Regions from separate parts of the Homo sapiens genome. Here all the other regions are linked to region 3. A link is a contact called in ENCODE Hi-C or POLR2A ChIA-PET data. All regions are on one chromosome and are shown on one strand. Each heading gives the region's core, a stretch centred on a gene start or an enhancer-like site at or near the end of the contact. The rest is flanking DNA. Distances are from core to core; before and after follow the strand shown. Region 1 holds the start of MEA1 (male-enhanced antigen 1). Region 2 holds the start of TBCC (tubulin folding cofactor C). Region 3 holds the start of MRPL14 (mitochondrial ribosomal protein L14).

Region 1 (2,700 bases), core at 43-2,542, 1.1 Mb after region 3:
CCCCAGCAGGAAGCTACTCTCACTTCATTACTCCCGCTCTCCAAAATATCTTGGGTCTGGGCTTGTGGAGACTGTTAGGAGGTCGATGGGCTTAAGAATGGAAGTCTTCCATCCTCCCTTATATTCTCTATTCTTCCCTTCAGATATGTCAAGGTAAAGTAAAATATGCACAGGAGAGGAGATAAGCAATTCCAGCCAAAGGTGGAGAAAAAAAATTTTAGTTTCTCTGCCATATAAACAACTCAAATTCAAGGAGAACAAGCCCCCAGGCGCTCAGGGGCTCCTCTTATCCCTGGGTCTCCCCAGTCCTCCATCACCACCAAGCATTTTCAAACTTCTTCTATTCCCTTAATGTATCTACCCGCCTGGTCTCTTGCATTTTTTATTCCCCATTTCTCGCCCTTCTTGATCTCGTGAGAGCTTTGCAGTTTTCTCATTTTTCCTTCTCCTACCATTCCAAGCTCCACCCAACAGCCCTCCATTTTCCCACCTCCACTAAGGAAAGAAAAATTAGCATGCACTGACCACGATACCCCTCTCTGCATATGACTCTATCCCTGTCTTCTTCCAGACATTCCGGCCTCCCCTAGCCCACCACGCCAGACACCCCTCCCCTTCCATTATGCTCAGCTTCCCTGTTTTCATGGCCCAGTCTTCCTTCCCATTTCCTTCATTGCTTCCTCCAGACACCAGGTCTCTCCTACCCATCTCCTCGCCATCCTCCCCTAGCCCTGCTTTCCCCATTAACACTCTCCTTTCCCATCATCCCCCTAGCTCCCTCCCCACCCCCACCTCATCACTCTCAGGCCCCTCCCCCGCCACTCCAGCTCCAGACAGCACGTCCTAAGCCCCCTAATTCTCCCTTGCCCTTCTACCCATCCCAGGCTACCTGCCAGGCCGAGCCGGGGCGGGGCCGCGGGTCCTCGAGCTGCCTGCAGCCTAGAACCCGTTGCGCGCCAACCGACGCCTTAGTCCCCAACGAGATAAACACAGCCAAGCTCGGTTCTTCCGGCGGGCAGCTGTGCGCGCACGTGCAGTCGTAGCTAAGTGCCGGAGGCATTTCGGGACTTGTAGTCCATACGTTTCCTGAGGGACGAGAGGGCTGAGGAGTGGGCAGGGGCGTAGGAGAGATTCTGCGCATGTGCAAATATGTGTCGAGACCGAGGAGGCCACTGGGTAATGCAGTCCTTTGTTTTTTGGGCTGGGAATGACGGAGGCGGGGCAAGGGGCGGACTCCTCGTCCTCGCCAGCGTCAATCATGGATATGGGGCGGGGCTGGAGGACTAGGCACCTCTGCACGTCCTGCCCCGCCGGAAGTGGAGGCCGCGGGCTCTGAGCGGGTGAGGCGCGCGGGAACACCGGCGCCGGGATTCGGATGGGGGCGGGTGGGGGACGCTGCAGCTGGGGCCATTTGAGGGGAGCCCATGGGGCCTGAAAGGCATCTGTCAGGCGGTACAGAGGGGGTCCTCTAGGAGAGGGGAGAAGGGGGCGGGTACGCCGACCTGTTTAGGGGAGTCTGATGACCCAGAGTTCCCAAGTCGCGGGGGAGGCGTGGCGCGGGGAGCCGGGGTTCTGGAAGGGGTGTCTTTTAGGAGGTGGCAGGGCCTCCGGTTGGGCGTTTAACTAGGAAGTGGCGGAGCAAGTTGGTGGGGCCTGGTTCAAGATAAGAACCCCGACTTAGGAGGGGGAGGAACGAGAGGCTGGAATTGGGGCGGAGGGGTGGAGGATGCAGGAGCCTCGGGGAGGAGCTGGTTTTTTGCACGCAGGAGACTACAAGGAGATGATGAGAGGATGAAGATGGGCCTGGTTTCATCCGATCCCTGTCCTACCGCCTCCCTGTTCTTGCAGCCCCTGCCCGGATGGCAACAGTAGTTCTAGGAGGAGACACCATGGGCCCTGAGCGTATCTTCCCCAATCAGACTGAGGAACTGGGACATCAGGGCCCTTCAGAAGGCACTGGGGATTGGAGCAGTGAGGAGCCTGAGGAAGAGCAGGAGGAAACGGGGTCGGGCCCAGCTGGCTACTCCTACCAGCCCCTGAACCAAGATCCTGAACAAGAGGAGGTGGAACTGGCACCAGTGGGGGATGGAGATGTAGTTGCTGACATCCAGGATCGAATCCAGGTAGGGTGGAGGAGGGATGGTTCCTGAACAGGTGAAGCTGGGCTCCCTGAAAGCCTAGACCCAAACGGTCTTCTGTGGCTCTGCAGGCCCTGGGGCTTCATTTGCCAGACCCACCATTAGAGAGTGAAGATGAAGATGAGGAGGGAGCTACAGCGTTGAACAACCACAGCTCTATTCCCATGGACCCAGGTAAAAGATCATTCTTTCATTCTGGAATAATTACTAAGGAAATGAACTGGCATGAGTCAGTAGAAGGAAGTTTCAGAGGAAGACCCTATCCTAAAAAGATAGTTTGTAAACTAAGATTTTGTAGACTTCAGAGTCCAAGTGAAATGCTCTTTTGCTAGCTTTGGGGATGGGCAGGCTTGCCTTAAAGTAACAAGGTGGATTTGGTGACCCTAGCAGCCCAAGGGCTCTGGGTTGATTCGGGGATTGGGGAGGGGAGCTGGTCCCATTATTTCTATGCCTGAATGGCCTCTGGCTCTGATTTCAGAACATGTAGAGCTGGTGAAAAGGACAATGGCTGGAGTAAGCCTGCCTGCGCCAGGGGTTCCTGCCTGGGCTCGGGAGATATCGG
Region 2 (2,700 bases), core at 125-2,624, 1.4 Mb after region 3:
ATTCAATGGTTCGCGTTTCCTCCCATCTTTCTCTGCATCAAAATGCAGGTAGATCGGTGAAATTTCAAGTTTCTTGGGTCGTTAAATACCCCAATTTAAACGATGGAGGCTGGGAACTGGGGATATAAGGAGGAAACCTAGGGTTGGAAGGGCGGGCAGGGTTAAAGAGGTTCGGGAGCTCCGCAGATCTGAGCGAAGCATGCGAGGCTGCCGCGCCCGGGCAGCGGCTGCGTCTCGGGTTCTCGCCCTGCCCGCTGCCTCGGGTTTTTGCCAGTGACTGCGCCGTCTTGGCTGCCCACCCACACCTCGGGTTGGTCCCGACTTTAGGCTAGGCCATTCACTTCCGGTGACAAATCCCTCCCACCACCCCTAGAAATAATGTACCGCTTCTCCCACCGCTTTCCTAAGACCGACCGCCCCAGAGAGCCACGGAGCCCGGGGCTAGGGTCTCACCCCAGCGCGGCCGGCGACGCCCAGCTGCGGAGGGAGTGGCCGGGACCGAGCTCGGGGAGGGCAGGGAAGAAAGAGGAAGGGGGTGTGGATCTCACCTTCCCCCGCCCCCACCCCTCCGACTGCAGCAATTGGCCAAAAAAATAGTAATCCTTTTATGGACTCCCCCAGGGCCCCTCGAACCAGGTTGCAGTGAGGAACCCAGTCTCTCCCATCGCAGTGCCCCTTGCCTTCTCCTGCCCTAGTAACTGCCTGCGGGGATCCAGGAGCCCCCAGGCCGCGCCGAACTGCAGTGGATAGGGGGGAGGGGGGCGGTAAGGATGAGGGCTACGGGGAGGCAGAAATGGGTTGGGGGAAGGGGTGGTGGAAGGGAAAAGAAAAAACCGGAGGCATGCAAGCGGCTCCCCAGCCAGCTGTTCCAGCTGCTGCTTCCTCCGGCGCGGGCCAGGCGGTGCAATATTCCCCCCCGCTCCATCTTTCTCACCACTACCTGTCCCCCCAACCCACCACACGCACTCATCCCTCCCACCCACACCCCTAGTAGCGGATCTCCGGCCTGTAAGGGGGTAGTAGGGAGGAGCTGGGGGGAGGGGGAGGCCTGCGAGTTTCTAACCTTGTTCTTATAAACAAACCCACATGTGCAGCTGCCGCTGCTGCAACTCACCCCACAATCCCGGATATAAGTCCTGCCCCTTTAAGAGGAAAAAAAAGATTCCCCCGCCTGCCTCCCACCCCACCCATCCACAAGAACCTTTGTCTTCCCACCCCCATAGTCAGTCGGCCCCGCCCCATCTCCCCGCCCCCTCCGACGCAGAGGAACCAATAGGCGAAGAAAATAAGGCCGGGGATCTGACATCATCATGTTAGGCCAATCACCGGACGCGTTGGTGGGAGGCCTCACGGACAGCGCGCCCGGAGGAAGGAAGACAAGAGAGAGGAAGCTTGAAGCCAATATGGAGTCCGTCAGTTGCTCCGCTGCTGCTGTCAGGACCGGAGACATGGAGTCCCAGCGGGACCTGAGCCTGGTGCCTGAGCGGCTTCAGAGACGCGAACAAGAACGGCAGCTGGAAGTTGAAAGGCGGAAACAAAAGCGGCAGAACCAGGAGGTAGAGAAGGAGAACAGCCACTTTTTCGTCGCCACCTTTGTTCGGGAGCGAGCGGCCGTGGAAGAGCTTCTGGAGCGCGCGGAGTCGGTCGAGCGGCTGGAGGAGGCGGCCTCTCGGCTCCAGGGGCTGCAGAAACTAATCAACGACTCAGTTTTTTTCCTAGCCGCTTACGACCTGCGGCAGGGACAAGAGGCGCTGGCGCGGCTGCAGGCGGCCTTGGCCGAGCGGCGCCGGGGGCTGCAGCCCAAGAAGCGTTTCGCTTTCAAGACCCGGGGAAAGGATGCTGCTTCGTCTACCAAAGTAGACGCGGCTCCTGGCATCCCCCCGGCAGTTGAAAGCATACAGGACTCCCCGCTGCCCAAGAAGGCGGAAGGAGACCTCGGCCCCAGCTGGGTCTGCGGTTTCTCCAACCTGGAGTCCCAAGTCTTGGAGAAGAGAGCCAGCGAGTTGCACCAGCGCGACGTTCTTTTGACCGAACTGAGCAACTGCACGGTCAGACTGTATGGAAATCCCAACACCCTGCGGCTAACCAAGGCCCACAGCTGCAAGCTGCTCTGCGGTCCGGTGTCTACCTCTGTTTTCCTGGAGGACTGCAGTGACTGCGTGCTGGCAGTGGCCTGCCAACAGCTCCGCATACACAGTACGAAAGACACCCGCATCTTCCTGCAGGTGACCAGCAGGGCCATCGTGGAGGACTGCAGTGGGATCCAGTTCGCCCCTTACACCTGGAGCTACCCGGAGATCGACAAGGACTTCGAGAGCTCTGGTTTAGATAGGAGCAAAAATAACTGGAACGATGTTGACGATTTTAACTGGCTGGCCCGGGATATGGCCTCCCCAAACTGGAGTATTCTTCCTGAAGAGGAGCGAAATATCCAGTGGGACTAAGCAGTTGTCACTCTGTTCTTCACTCCTACCAAATACTTTCCACGTTGGACTTTCCCCCTTATTGGGTCTCGAAGTTTACTTATTGTCACACTGTGTATGTTTTCAGCATTTTAAGGCTAGAGATTGTAATGGGCTCCTACTTGTAATTTCCATTAAATTCGTAACAGGTATAACACTAAAGCATTTTTGCTATTTTCGTCATGCCTTTGAGACTGAGTCTTACTCCGTCCCCCAGCGTGGTGGCGCGCTGGGATTA
Region 3 (2,700 bases), core at 138-2,637:
CCTGGACCCTCTGGTGCCCTGGAGGACAATCACGCTGCCAGCACACCCCCACTTGAAGCCTGGCTGACACTCCCACTCCCCACCTCACCCTGGCCTGGGAGGCAGGATGGGCCCCTCTTCAGCAGGTGTTGGGCACAGCCTCATTGCTCCCCGGCTGCTGCAGACTGGTAATGGGTAGGCAAGCCCCAGCCCCCCAGGGCGGTGGAGTGCTCAGGCTTGCCCCGAGCGGCCAGACCTCTGCCCAGGGGACCCAGGCAGGGGGCAGCACAGCGCCCCAAGGGCAGCCAGCCCCTCTGACCTCTCCTCCCCACTTCCCAAGCGTCCTTTCCTTTTCTGGGGAACAAGGTGCCAAGCTTTGGGACTGTCCGCCTTAGGCGGTCAAGACAGCCAGGAGGGACAAAGCGGCGCCCCCTCCCCACAACAGGGCCTTTGCCCCACTCTCGGTTTCGCGTCTGAATCTTTTCCCCACCGCACCCTCCAACGCAGGCCCGGGCGGCTCATGAATGAACTGCACTGTGTGGGGCGCAAGGAGAGGACACGCTCCCGGGGCCGGCCGCCTCTCCAGCCCGCCGACCAGTCAGTCCCCAGAGCCGGGGGCAGCGGCCGGCCTCGTGCCAGCACCTGCGAACCCTGCCCTTGCCCGAGCCCGAGCCCTTACCCCGGACCGGCTTCGGGTGTACTCGCCCCCGGGAGCAGCAGAAAAAATAAAAGGCACAGAAGGCATCGGACTTGGCGACCCCGGGGTCCAAAACTCGGGGGCGGGGGCGGCTAGTTCCCCAAACGGCGGCGGACAGGCGGGGCGCAGCTGGCACCCCCGAGGGTCGCGCAGGGGACGCGCACCTGCACCGGGCAGGTGGGAGAAGAGTGGCACTCGGGGGCCGGGGGCGGGGGTCCCACCCTTTGGGATCTCCCCGGGGCTGGGGAGAGCCGGCGGCGCGTATCTGGACCTCCGGCAGGGGTTGGAGGACTCACATTTGGCTCGGGATGGTGCGGGGTTGGGGGCAGCGCGCGCCACCCCTGGGTCCCGCGGGCCCGGGCACCTCTGGGTCCCGCAGGAGGTTGAAGGGAGGGGACGCGCAGCTGAGTCCAGGTTTTTTCTTTGGGTGGTGGTGGGATCTTCGAAGAAAAGAGCGAGGGCTGGGTAGGGGTCGCGTACTCACCCCCAGGCGCAGACTCGGCTCCGGCTCGGAGCCCCGGGTTGGGGCGGGGCGGGGCTGGGGGAGGGGGAGGGGGAGTCGCTGGGCGGCTCGAGCTCCGGGCTCCTGCGGCGGCCGCGGCAGTGTATGGGGGAGGGGGAGCGGGGGGAGGGAGGGGGAGGGGGCGGAGCCCCGCAGGTCCCGCCCCGCACGCCGGCGCACGCAAGGTGCGCGCGCACTCTCAGATCGCGTCCGCCGGGCTGGGCCTGGCGCGCAGGCGCTAGGAAGAGGCCGCGTGGGGCGAAGGCGGCGCTTGGCTGGTGGGGCCCGCGGCGGGATTTTCCCGGGCGGCGAGAGCGGTATGGTGGGGGGCAGGGGTGGGCGTTAAGTCCTCATTCCCTCCTTCTCCTCTTCCTTTCTCTGCAGTAGGGGAGGCCCACTCCCCGGGGTGAGTGAGGAGAGGCCAGAGTGGGAGGCAGAGCGTCAGTGGGAGGGGTCCCGACGGGGAGGGGGGGGTCCCGACGGGGAGGGGGGTCCCGACGGGGAGGGGAGGCCCCTTACCCGGATCCTCCTCCCTTCCGCTCTCCGTGGGCTGCTTCTGCGACCCCCAAGTCCGTGGCCGGCGCTCACCTGCTTTCCCCGGGTTGCGGCGTCGACTTGGGGAGGGCGGGCTGCGTTCAGCCGTCGCTGGTCACTCCGGAGCGTCTCCTCCGGCTTCTCCGCTTTCCGCGCTCCCCTCCCCTTTCCCAACTTAGGTCTGGAGATGAGTTAGCCAGACGCCTCTGTGGTGTGAGGATTGAGTTTTTGCTTTCACTCTGTCAACGCTGATGAGTGCGCCCTCCCCCAGGCCAGGGGGTTCCCTGGTTTCTTATTTCACCAGAGACTGCATCTACCAGTGATTAAGACTGGAAAGATGAAGGGAGAGACTGAGACTCTTTCTATATATCACCCACACAAATAGATCATAAAGGCACAACGGGCACCAACCTGGTCATTTAATTTCTGGTTCCTGGAGGGGACAAAAAGGAAGTATTGCTTTCCACAGCCGACGATAAATGAACTTTGCCACCGTAAGAGACGGACGGGACTGAATTTATAAAGAGGTTAAAAGGGCATATGACAGACACCTCAGGCTACTTGGGAAACTCTGGGAGTTTGGGAGATAATTAACTCTCAGGGCTGGTGGTGGTGGGGAACTGCCACTGCTGAACAGAAGGACACTGCCCACCTGGGGGGTTTGGATCTTGTAGTTGGTCAGCGTCTCTGCTGTATGCTGGATTTTCAAGAGTTCATTAGTAGCTTGTGGAATGCAACTGTAAGGTTTGATTTATTGCAGTGTTTTTCAAACTGAATCCTATTGGTGAGTTGGAAATCAGTTTAGTAGATCACGGCCACTTGAAATAGAAAATATCAGAGGGTGTTGCACTTAGGGTATTGTTTCTTGACACTTCAGGTGTACACACACGTGTGAGTGTACTAGGAGGTGTTCTACAGTGTGTTTCTGTAGGTCGCAGTGAGAAAAATTTGAAAAGCGTTGTCTCCTGTGCCCTTCTATTTGCCCTCT

What was found. A loop is a pair of places that touch in the nucleus more often than their neighbours do. ChIA-PET counts read pairs that join two places held with the same protein, here RNA polymerase II (POLR2A). Pooled maps may share reads with other maps.
Region 1: a loop to region 3 is called in a pooled map, with 4 times the contacts of the local background. The contact joins the promoter of MEA1 here to the promoter of MRPL14 in region 3. A Hi-C loop is called at or near these places in 5 of 50 pooled maps. POLR2A ChIA-PET finds 5 or more read pairs at or near these places in 3 of 52 experiments (B cell, K562 and T-cell).
Region 2: a loop to region 3 is called in a pooled map, with 15 times the contacts of the local background. The contact joins the promoter of TBCC here to the promoter of MRPL14 in region 3. A Hi-C loop is called at or near these places in 6 of 50 pooled maps. POLR2A ChIA-PET finds 5 or more read pairs at or near these places in 2 of 52 experiments (AG04449 and PC-3).

What each region holds. Positions count from the first base shown.
Region 1 is chr6:43,012,538-43,015,237 of GRCh38, reverse strand. It overlaps MEA1 (male-enhanced antigen 1), which reads left to right and starts at 1,292. Exons shown (of 4, transcript NM_014623.4): 1 at 1,292-1,452; 2 at 1,849-2,123; 3 at 2,210-2,312; 4 at 2,617-2,700. The coding sequence starts at 1,425. KLHDC3 (kelch domain containing 3) reads right to left here and starts at 989. Exons shown (of 11, transcript NM_057161.4): 1 at 890-989. RefSeq lists an enhancer at 1,041-1,160 and a silencer at 1,371-1,420.
Region 2 is chr6:42,744,777-42,747,476 of GRCh38, reverse strand. TBCC (tubulin folding cofactor C) reads left to right here and starts at 1,374. Exons shown (of 1, transcript NM_003192.3): 1 at 1,374-2,700. The coding sequence starts at 1,404. The coding sequence ends at 2,444. It also overlaps a transcript of BICRAL not described here. RefSeq lists a silencer at 316-375 and enhancers at 318-1,281, 1,346-1,555, 1,586-1,665, 1,726-1,885.
Region 3 is chr6:44,126,139-44,128,838 of GRCh38, reverse strand. MRPL14 (mitochondrial ribosomal protein L14) reads left to right here and starts at 1,387. Exons shown (of 3, transcript NM_032111.4): 1 at 1,387-1,495. TMEM63B (transmembrane protein 63B) reads right to left here and starts at 1,285. Exons shown (of 24, transcript NM_018426.3): 1 at 1,161-1,285. RefSeq lists silencers at 605-764, 945-1,054, 1,095-1,494, 1,515-1,564, 1,595-1,654.